Regions from separate parts of the Homo sapiens genome. Here region 2 is linked to region 1. The links are chromatin contacts, found by Hi-C or POLR2A ChIA-PET in ENCODE. All regions are on one chromosome and are shown on one strand. The core of a region is the stretch at or near the end of the contact, and the rest is flanking DNA. Distances in the headings are between cores, read along the strand shown. Region 1 overlaps NHSL1 (NHS like 1). Region 2 holds the start of SF3B5 (splicing factor 3b subunit 5).

What was found. Hi-C counts contacts between places; a loop is a spot of excess contacts on that map. ChIA-PET counts read pairs that join two places held with the same protein, here RNA polymerase II (POLR2A). Pooled maps may share reads with other maps.
Region 2: a loop to region 1 is called in a map of naive thymus-derived CD4-positive, alpha-beta T cell, with 14 times the contacts of the local background. The contact joins the promoter of SF3B5 here to the enhancer-like site in region 1. A Hi-C loop is called at or near these places in 1 of 168 maps with a recorded cell type or tissue (naive thymus-derived CD4-positive, alpha-beta T cell) and 1 of 50 pooled maps. POLR2A ChIA-PET finds 5 or more read pairs at or near these places in 1 of 52 experiments (CD4-positive, alpha-beta memory T cell).

Annotation. Positions count from the first base shown.
Region 1 is chr6:138,452,763-138,458,448 of GRCh38, reverse strand. The region is part of intron 3 of NHSL1 (NHS like 1); the gene reads left to right. Among named protein-coding and RNA genes, the nearest start is that of MIR3145, 20 kb to the right of the region's middle. Within about 2 kb of position 2,613, at least 11 of the 41 ENCODE cell types and tissues checked have a DNase peak (open chromatin) inside an H3K27ac peak, as active enhancers do.
Region 2 is chr6:144,091,636-144,097,329 of GRCh38, reverse strand. SF3B5 (splicing factor 3b subunit 5) reads left to right here and starts at 1,757. Exons shown (of 1, transcript NM_031287.3): 1 at 1,757-2,446. The coding sequence starts at 1,833. The coding sequence ends at 2,093. RefSeq lists an enhancer at 1,308-2,007.

The DNA.
Region 1 (5,686 bases), core at 1,364-3,863:
AAGTGCTGGGATTATAGGCTGTTCTGTTTTGTCTTGATCTGAGGCTACTTTGGGGGATGAGAGGAGGAGAGAGACGACTAAGGAAGCTGAATCTAAAGTTTGTGTAGCTAGGAAAGCTGTAAAACAAGAGAGCAGTAAGGAAGAACTGACTTGACCCGGTATGAGAACATAGAGTTAGGGATTCCTCCATTGTGGCAGCTGAATGTGCAAACCAGTATAACAGAATATTAAAAACAGAATAGAAGTCTAGAAATAGACCTAAATCTTCATGGGATTTAGTAGATCATCAAGCTATCATTTGAAATCAAGTGGGAATCCAGTAACTGTTGAAAGGGGCTCCAGGCCAGCAGTATGGTCTTCCGTGTTAAGACTAAGACTCCTAACCGTGGTTCATGTTCTTAACATCACCCTAACAGTTGGGATTTTTTTTTTTTTTTTTTTCAGTTGGAGTTTCACTCTGTTACCTAGTCTGGAGTACAGTGGCACAATCTTGACTCACCACAACCTCCACCTCCTGGGTTCAAGAGATTCTCCTGCCTCAGCCTCCCGAGTAGCTGGGACCACAGGCACGTGCCACCATGCCCAGCTAATTTTTGTATTTTTAGTAGAGACGGGGTTTCACTATGTTGACCAGGCTGGTCTTGGGCTCCTGACCTCGTGATCCGCCCACCTCGGCCTCCCAAAGGGGATCATTTTAAATATAGAGTGTGTAGGAGTCAATTTGGAAGGGAAATTCGATCTGGAAAACCTTTTATTTTGTATTTCCTAGTAGGTGTTGAGGGGAGGGGTGTGTTACAAAGAGCAGTGACTATATGGAAGAAGGGATGCATGAGTTAACAAATTATTGACTTTAAAAGAGGTATTTCTTACAAAAATCATCTAATTTGCATTCAACAAATATTAAAAATCCATTATGTGCTTAAGATGAGTTGCTAATATGGCAAAGGTTAAGGACATATAAATTAGAAAAGAGAACCTAGAGGACGTCGATTCTGGTTATTTACTCTGGCTAATTGTTCTAGAATAATTATCTTCATTATCCTAATGTGAAACACCAAGTAGGACTCTATGTGTTATGTTATGAAGAAAGATGTTTTGCTAACGAGATCCACACATATCTTTGATGTTCAAAGTGGGAATATAGTGTAGCAAGAAGAAAATTGTTGAAAATATTTCCAATTGTATATGTTATGCATATCATCTAAACATAAACATGATGCATTGAAAAAAATACTGTTGGCAAAGCAATTTAGAAATTCCAGAAAATAAGCCAGGCATGGTAGTGTGTGCCTGTAATCCCAGCACTTTGGGAGGCTGAGGCAGGCGGATCCCTTGAAGTCAGGAGTTCCAGACTAGCCTGGCCAACATGGTGAAACCCTGTCTCTACTGAAAATATAAAAATTAGCCAGGCGTGGTGGCATGCACCTGTAGTCCCAGCTACTCAGGCTGAGGCAGGAGAATTGCTTGAATCTGGGAGGTGGAGGTTGCAGTGAGCTGAGATCGCACCACTCCACTCCAGCCTGGGCGGCAGAGTAAGTGAGACTCCATCTCCAAAAAAAAAAAAAGAAAGAAAGAAATTCCAGAAAATACCTTTTCATTCAACTCTGAAATCAAAGAGTACACCATTGCTTTGTGTACTGTTTTTGACTTTTTTCTCTTTTCAGTTTTCAGCATATGCCAAGTACTGCCAAAGAGGTTCTTGCATTTGAAGGCAGGTCAGTTATCAGTGCGAAAATACTTACTGTGAGTCGATAGGGAATTTTTCCACCTGCCATTATCGGAAGTTATATTTGATGATACGTTCACTGAATCTGGGAAACCTTCACAGAATCCCCATTGTCTTAGCAGAAAGGATATCAATCATGAGTTATGCAATCTCTTGTGTAAAATTCACCCCTAAAGAGATGTATTAGATCTAGATTTTTGGCAGTAAACAGTTGGCTTTAATAGTCGTGACAGAAATCGAAATTTCCCTGTTTCCTGTTATTCTTTGAACTGGCATGTCAGCTTCTGTTTTAGGCTTTGTTGATAAGAAATATTTAAATCAAAGGAAGACTTTGAAGAAAAGGCAGTAACCTTGCTGCCATACCTGTAAACACAGGAGGCTTATTTAACATGATGCTTGAGAGCGTAGGTTTGGGGCAGCTTTTCCACCTGTCAGAGCTCAGTGGCCTTGGATAAGTTGCTTTCGTCTGTGAGGTTCAGGTTCCTCAACTGTAAAGAGATAAAAACCACATGTTCCGGTTTGCTTAGAACAGCCCTGGTTTACAGCTGTTATTCTGTGTAATTATTAATTGCACCCCCTTTCACTCTCAGAGGTGTTCTGGTTTCGATAAAATTACATAGTTACCCTAACCTACCTTGGAGAGTTGGTGTGAGGTTGAAGTAAATTAATGTTTGTGAAACCCTTAGCACAGTGCCTGGCACAGACTAGATGCTCAGATGATGATGATAAGTATTGTTAAGCTGATTGGTATTTCAAACCACGCTTCAAAGAAAATGATTCAATAGACAATGTCTGTTTTTATAAAAATTTGGCCACTCTCCCAATCATCTCGTCTTTTGTTCCACCCACATAGAATTTCCTGCCCAAGGCAATAAATTTGAGAGGTTTCAGCAGCTACTGACGAATTTCTGATTGTCATGGCTTTACAGGTTATCTAGGTGTGGCACTACCAGTGTTTATGCTATTGCTAGCTTGTTCATCGGGGTACACGTTAGGATATAGAACTTTTTCACAAATTAGATCTTATTTTCCACAAACAGCCCCATGAAACAGATTATTTTAATAGCTATTACTATTATTTTAATCTGGAAATGGAGACTCAGAAATATGAAATGGCTTTCTCAAGATCACATAGCTCGAAAGCACCAGGAAGCATGCGAAGGCGGGGCTCCTTGCAGGGAGCATGTGAAGGCGGGGCTCCTTGCAGGGAGCATGTGAAGGCGGGGCTCCTTGCAGGGAGCATGTGAAGGCGGGGCTCCTTGCAGCTCATTTCTTTTCATCGCACCATGCTGGTTAAGCAAAAGGGCAAGATTACTCAGTTACCTCAATTCCTCCTCATTATGCCCAATTTTGTCATCTCTTATTCCTCTTTGACTTGTCTGGTATGCTTCACTCAATTTTTTTTTCCCCCAAAAAAGTTTTTAAGTGCTACTTGGTCTCAGTATATGGATCCCATTCTTGGCCTAGGGCAGCTTACAGTCGAGAAGTGATTACTCCATGTCCAATCATGTGTTACTGGGTCTCTGTGAGTAATTTCAGGAAACTGTAGAAACACAAATGAGTCAATGCTCACTGCTCTGCAGTTATGGCACCTTCTTATTCCATGCCATTGCAGACAAAAATGAGAAAATTGGGGTCTGTCATTCCCACGCCTTTTTGCCTGCAAACCAGTGAGAATGTCTCCAATGACCCATTCCAGTTTCTCTTGCTGTTTCCATCCCACTACTCTATAATCAGGGTCTGTTTATACCTGCCTTCTCTTCTAGATTAATGGACAGCATCCCTATCTTGTTGATCTCTGTGTTTCCAGTATGATGCCAAGCACTTGGCACATGGAAAGGCTCAGGCGCCAGGGACTGTGCTCAGTGCTGTATGTGAATATATTCAGTATTTATTGCAACCATGCAAAGTAGCTTTGATTATGCCCATATCATGGATGAGAAAACTGTATCTTGGAGAGATTAGATCACTTGCCTAAGATCACATAGTTTTTAAATACTGAAACAAGATCTTTCTTTATTAAAACGCCTTTTATTGAAGTATAACTTACATAAAATAATCTATACATATTTAAAGTATACAACTTAATAAATTTTGACATATGTATACACACAGGAGACCATTACCATAATCAAGAGAGTGAACACATCTATCACCCCTAAAAGCAAAACCAGGATTTAAACCTAGACTTACGACTCTAGAGCTCATGTTTTTCCCCCAGTAATGACTGTATGGGGAGTAGAGCCTTTGCCACAGTCCTTTCCTCCTAACCATTCTCATTCTCTTATGGGGAGTTTTGCATTGTTGAGATAATACAAAGAGCATCTTTTACAACCCAATTGTCCATCAATAAAAAATGTGAATAAATTAGTACTGGAGTGGAATGTATACCCCAGTGAAATGAATGAATTACAGTTTCACACAACTACATGGATGTGTCTTAGAAAGATAATAGTAAGAAAAACACAAAGAGAATAATACTATTTTTGTAAAAGTCAAAGCAAGTTTATGCACGCACGCACACACACACACGCACACATATAACAAGGAGTAATTAGGAACACAAAATTCAGGCTAGTGGTCACCTCTGGGGAAGTAGGGAGATGGGATGGGGCATGGAGGGAGATGCAGGTTTTTAGTAATATTTTAGGTCATGGGTTGAGTAGTGAGTTCTTGAATATTCATTATGTTATATGATTTTAATACATAATTTGTTATTCTAAAATATGATTACAAACAACTTACTGTATCAGTTTAAACATATATGTTCTAATTAAGTATTTTCTTTCATTTGAGGAAAGGATCGCTTAATATGGGATAGTTAAGATCCAAAATATTTTAATTCACTGTGTGATAAGAAAGTTTAGAGCTCTTAGGGCCTGGTGCAGTGGCTCAAGCCTGTAATTCCAGCACTTTGGCAGCTGAGGCAGGAGGATGGCTTGAGCCTAGGAGTTCAAGACCAGCCTGGGCAATGTGCAGGACCCTGTCTCTACAGAAAGTTTTCAAAAATTAGCTGGGCATGGTGGCTTGTGCCGGTCATCCTAGTTACTCGGGAGGCTGAGGTGGGAGGATCGCTTGAACCCAGGAGTTTGAGTCTGCAGTGAGTTGTGATTCTGCCACTGCACTCTAGCCTGGGTAACAGAGTGAGACCCTGTCTCAAAAAAATAATAATACAATAAAAATAAATGAAAAATAAATAAATTAGCCAGGGACGCTGATGCACATCCATACTCCCAGCTACTTGGGAAACTGAGGCAGGAGGATTGCTTGAGCCCAGGAATCTGAGGCTGCCATGAGCTGTAATCACTGTGCTGCACTCTAGCCTGGGCAAGAGGGCAAGACCTCATCTCAAAAACAACAACAACAAAAGAAAGTTTAAAGCTCTTGATAAAGCAATTAGATTTGAGGTAAAGGGACTAATATAATACATATGAAAGAATGAACAATTAGGCTGGGCATGGTGGCTCACGCTTGTAATCCCAACACTTTGGAGGCTGAGGCGGGCGGATTACCTGAGGTCAAGAGTTTGAGACCAGCCTGGCCAATGTGGTGAAACCCCATCTCTACTAAAAATACAAAAATTAGCCAGGCATGGTGGCACGTGCCTGTAATCCCAGCTACTTGGGAGGCTGAGGCAGGAGAATTGCTTGAACCTGGGAGGCGGAGATGCAGTGAGCCAAGATTGCGCCACTACACTGCACTCTAGCCTGGGCGACAGAGTGAGACTCCGTCTCAAAAGAAAAAAAGAATGAACAATTAAAGTTACTTAATAATATGGATGTGGAAGTCACCTGTTGGCCATCATGGAGTTGCTGGATGAACCATGAACTGTGCTTCTACATGGATTCATTTCCACTACCCCCACTTTTTCTGTTGTTGTTGGCGCCAGGAGAAAAAAAAAAGAATGCACAGAGAACAGAAATCAGTGAGGGTCTCTTGTGTCTAAATCTACTAAAGACA
Region 2 (5,694 bases), core at 508-3,007, 5.6 Mb before region 1:
TCTTTACATTTTAGGAGTGAAACATTTGTTATAACGAAGTTTAAACAGCAGAATAAAATTATTTTCAAGTTATCTCCTTCCCAGTAAAGTTTTCCTTCTCTTCGGTTGTAATAATTTATCCATTTATCAAATTTTTGTTTTGGACTTTTTTTTTTTAAAAAAAGGATCTTTTTTTCAAGTAGCTTCTACCCATGTAAGGAAGTTATTAAACCAAACAGTAGGACATAAAGCAATAATAAGGAAGAGACGTATAACTTGCAAAGAGGAAAGAGAGTTTACATCTGTCTGGAGCAGCCAGAGAAAACTCTAAGGAGATGCATTTGAGCTGCCTTTAAAGGGAGATGCGTTCACCAAGGGAACAGACATTCCACGTAGAGGGAATAGCTTGTACAAGGAAATGGGGATGGACACAACAGGTAACATGGAGAAATACAGTTGTCCCTCAGTATTCGTGAGTGATTTGTTCCAGGACCCCCATGGATACCAAAACTAGAGGATGCTCAAGTCCCTGATATAAAACGGCTTGTATTTGCATATACGCACATCCTCCTGTATAGTTTGTCTCTAGATTATTTAACATACCTAATACAATGTAAATGCTATGTAAATAGTTGTTATACTGTATTGTTTAGGGAATAATAACCTTAAAAAGTCTGCATTTCGGTACAGACTGATATTTTCCCCCAATATTTTCAATCAGGTTGGTTGAATCCACAAAACCCACTGAATGGAAGAGCCAAGTAGGGTGAGGTGAGGCCTTGGAGGGAGGATATCAAAATAAGTGGCTAGAGAGGAAGGAGGAGCTTGAGGTGGAAGCCGGAATGTGTGGGAACTGGTGCTGTACTTGCTCACCAAGCACCCTGGTTAGAGCTGAAATAACTCTTTTATGCCACAAACTCCTAAGAGACATAGTTGGGACCAGAACTGGCGCCTGCTGACTTCTGGGTAATCCATCCCCGGTTGTGAAGGGACGGCCGTGCCGCCACGACGGCTCCGAAATACACCAAGAGTTTATTTTCGGGGCTGCTCGTAGTCCAGTCATTCTTGGGTTTCCCATTTCCTATCAGCCCCAAGCCACCCACGGATGCTCCCCACCTCCAGACATCGCCCTCCACTAGGTCCCCAGATCACTTTTAAAACGCGACCAGGGGCCGGGCGCGGTGGCTCACGCCTGTAATCCCAGCACTTTGGGAGTCCGAGGCGGGCGGATCACGAGGTCAGGGGTTCGAGACCAGTGAAACCCCGTCTTTACTAAAAATACAAAAAAACTAGCCGGGCGTGGTGGTGTGCAACTGTCATCCCAGCTACTCGGGAGGCTGAAGCAGGAGAATCGCGTGAACCCAGGAGGCGGAGGTTGCAGTGAGCCGAGATCGCGCCATTGCATTGCAGCCCGGGCAACAGTGCAAGACTCCGTCTTAAACAAACAAACAAACAAACAACAGAACGCGACCAGGAGTCCCGGAAGCCTGCGTGCACGAACTCCCAAGACCACAAGTCCCAGCATGCAACGCTCCTTGTTGGAAAAGGGCCTCCCTTAGCCACTAAGTGGACCATCATGCAACATTCTCTGATGGGGCGGGGATCTCCATGGAGGGGGGAGGCACACTTGTTGCGTCGCCTCAGCAACTCCAATTGCGTGACAGAATGTGCTTCCGCTTCCGCCTCTGAGCCCTATGAGCGAGAGTTACGCTACTTAGTCGTTGTGACGCCATTCTTCTGCGACGGCGCGGACCTGGAGCTTCCGCGCGGTGGCTTCACTCTCCTGTAAAACGCTAGAGCGGCGAGTTGTTACCTGCGTCCTCTGACCTGAGAGCGAAGGGGAAAGCGGCGAGATGACTGACCGCTACACCATCCATAGCCAGCTGGAGCACCTGCAGTCCAAGTACATCGGCACGGGCCACGCCGACACCACCAAGTGGGAGTGGCTGGTGAACCAACACCGCGACTCGTACTGCTCCTACATGGGCCACTTCGACCTTCTCAACTACTTCGCCATTGCGGAGAATGAGAGCAAAGCGCGAGTCCGCTTCAACTTGATGGAAAAGATGCTTCAGCCTTGTGGACCGCCAGCCGACAAGCCCGAGGAGAACTGAGACTCTGCCTTACCACCGCAGTGCGGGGCACCTCTCCCAGCGTTTCTCCGGTTTGCCAATCCTCTTAAGTATTCCTGTCTCCAAAGGACCGGCTCTCCATGGCTCCTGCGCCTCGTGCTTTCCGCGTACAGAAGTGCTTGCCCGGGGAGTCCCGCCTGACCTGCCTTCATGTGGACCCTTAGAACAGCACTGGGAGACCAGCAGGACTCCTGAGAACTGTGCTGGTGGAGAGGTCCTAGAGCCGGCGAGCGTTTGAGAAGAGGGCATGGCGCTGGAGTGAGATGGGATTTGGCGTCTCGTTTTTGGCTAATTGATTGTCATTGGCTTTTTCCATAAAGTTTAGAAATCGTTCAGTCTCTTGGTGTGAACTTTCTGTGTTAGGGTGGAAGGCTCCGGAAAGAGCTGAGCGGGAAGTGGGTTTGGGTGAGGGAGCGCATGCCAGTGTCCATGGCCAGGCACTTAGATCCGCCGTGTCTACCTTTATAATTAATTCCCCGACTGCCACTTTTCCCAAGAGCGTTATTTTCAGGCCCACAATGCCTTCAGTATTGAAATTTGTGGTTATTGTATCCCATCTTCTTTTTCTCCTGTTTTAAAACTCTTTGCAGTCTTTGCTGTCATTGTCCTCCCTAGCCTCTTTAAAATGCATCCTTTTTTTTTTCTTGGGAATTTGTGGCCATGTCTCCAGAAATGACAAGCTGGCAAGCGAGTTCATCCATTCTACATTCAACAAATATTTGTTGAGCTCTATGTGACAGGCATTTTCCCGTGTTCTTGGGGCTTACATTATGCTGGTGGTGGAGAAAGGAGGTCAAACACTAGATGTAATAAGCAAATGTTAGAAGATGCTGCGGGGAGGGGAGAACAATGTATGTGGTGCGGGTGGGAGTAGCTGGTAGGGCTGTAATCTTAAATATGATGCACAAGTTACTGAGATGGTGACATTTGAGCAAAGACTTCAGGAAAATGAGGGAAATGGCCATGCGGAAAACTGGAGAAATTGCTTTCCATGAAGAGGGAACTGCCAGTGCAATGGTACTAACGCTGGGAGTATGTATGGTTTATTGGAGGAACTTCAAAGAGGCAAGCATGGCTGGAGGGAGTGAGTAAGGGGAAAAGTAGAGGGACAGGTAATGGAGGGGAAAACAGAGTAGAGTCTTGTAGGACAATATATGAACCTCTGAGGAGCCATTGGAAGGTTGTGGTTTTTTTTAATTTTAGTTTTTAAAAACACGAGATGGATCTTGATATGTTGGCCAGGTTGGTCTTGAACTCTTGGCCTCAAGCAGTCCTCCCACTTCAGCTTCCCAAAGTGCTACGATTACAGGTGTGAGCCACCACTGCAGACCATTGGAAGGTTTTTACGCAGAGAAGTCACGTGACCTGGCATAGCTTAGCTCAGTGGTGGCTTTGGAACTCCAGGCTGGAGTGCAGTGGCACGATCATGGCCCACTGCAGCCTCAACTTCCAAGGCTCAAGCAATCCTCCCACCTCAGCCTCCCAAGTAGTTGGTACTACAGGTACGTGCCACCATGCCCGGCTAATTTTTGCATTTCTTAGTTTTTTTGTAGAGATGAGGGTCTCATGTTTCCCGGGCTGCTCTTGAACTCCTGGCTCAAGCAATCCACCCACCTCAGCCTCCCAAAGTGCTGGGATTACAGGGGTGAGTCATTGCTCCTAACTTTTCGTTACACTAGAAAATTGTAGAAGACACCAAAGAGCCTCTGTTTATGTGGATTGTGGCTATTGATATTCACCACCATAGAAATGAAAACAAAAGTTTTAATTCATTGAAAAATAATGAAAATTCTCAGAAAGGTCAATGGTAAAAATAATGATAATAAAACCATTTCATGTTAACAAAAACTTTTTTTGTTTTATGAAAAATGGCAATTTACCAAGACATAATTTAGTGAGAAGAATGGCTTTTAAGAAAAACCGGTTTTTCAGAGGTCTTCTGTGTTTGGCTTAATAGAGGACAGCTTGATTCCCATATTTGCTTTTGCATTCAAACTGTTGGGATATGAAATTTTTGTCGAAGTATGAAAAAATCCACTTCTCATAAATATTTAGTATAGGAGCAATATTTAACTTTTTCAAATAGATGTACATATACTTCTTTGATATTATACTAAAACCCAACAAGTGGTAGTTTCTTAAAGGTTAGTTACAACATGGAATCTGAAACTGGTTTAATGAACTTTTTATTCTGTTCCATTAAAATTCATTCATGTATGTTGAGCTTTGAATGGATCTTTTACCCATACCTGATTTGGAACATCATGCATCAGTCATCTGAAAAGTAATGGGTTACTGAGTTATACAGACCTTCCAAATGTTGTTACATTCATTATACATATCAAAAATCACATTGAGTAATATCATCCCTGTCTCAGGAAGGTTTTATAGTATTGGGAAACTGAAAGACCTACTGTGAAGGTATAAGTTTTCCACAAGTTTAAGTTTTTACTTGATAGCTTGAACTTGATCAAGCTATCAAGCATGAGGTTGATAGCAAATATTATTGTTTTCCTTTAAGTGAAAGGCCCACTTGGTTCATTTTCAAGAAAATGTCTGCCAAATACATACCCAATACATACCCAAGTCTGAGTAACAAGATACAGTTTGTCATTTTTTTCTTGTAAATATGTGCCTTGAGAAAAAAAAAAAAAAGGCAGCCAATTCAATTTGCAACTCAAATAATAAAAAGTGTTTTTCCTTGAGAAAACTATTGTCCTTTGGTAGGCAGCAGAAATGCTTTATGCATATTATGAATTTCATCACACAGAATATTAAAAGACATCTTAAGGGCTAAGATTTCATAAAGTTAGCAATTTTTACTGCTTCATCAAGCACATTCTTAAGTGAAACTGAGGTTTTTTGTTTTTGTTTTTACTGAGGGTGCATGGCAATGAAGTATACAATGACTAGCAATACATTTTTGTGCCCCTCCATTGATTCATGCTAAGTGCTGGTAGTTTTATCACTATTGCTTTTGCACCATCTGTGCAAATGTTAATGGTAAGAAAGGCAAGTAAAATCTTACTTTTATGAAAATAGTTTTGGCTTCAGTTTCCCTGGGATTTCTTTCTTACCATTTTTACTGGAAAGAATGACTATAGGAGATTAAACTATGGTTGTTTACACTTGGGTATCTGGCAGATATTTTATCAAAAATGGATGAAATTGCCGGGCGTGGTGGCTTATGCCTGTAATCCCAGCACTTTGGGAGGCTGAGGCGGGTGGATCACAAGGTCAGGATATTGAGACCATCCTGGCTAACACAGTGAAACCCCATCTCTACTAAAAATACAAAAATTACCTGGGCGTAGCGGCGTGCACCTGTAGCCCCAGCTGCTGGGGAGGCTAAGGCAGGAGAATGGTGTCAACCCGGGAGGCGGAGCTTGCAGTGAGCCGAGATCGTGCCACTGCATTCCAGCCTGGGCGACAGAACGAGACTCCATCTCAAAAAAACAAAAACAAAAACAAAAAAAGAATGAAATGGGCCATCGCTTCAAGAAAAACAGTTGAACTGTGGTTTCAGATGATCCCTCTGGCTGCTGTGTTGAGAACAGACTGGGGTAATGTAAAAGAAAATAGA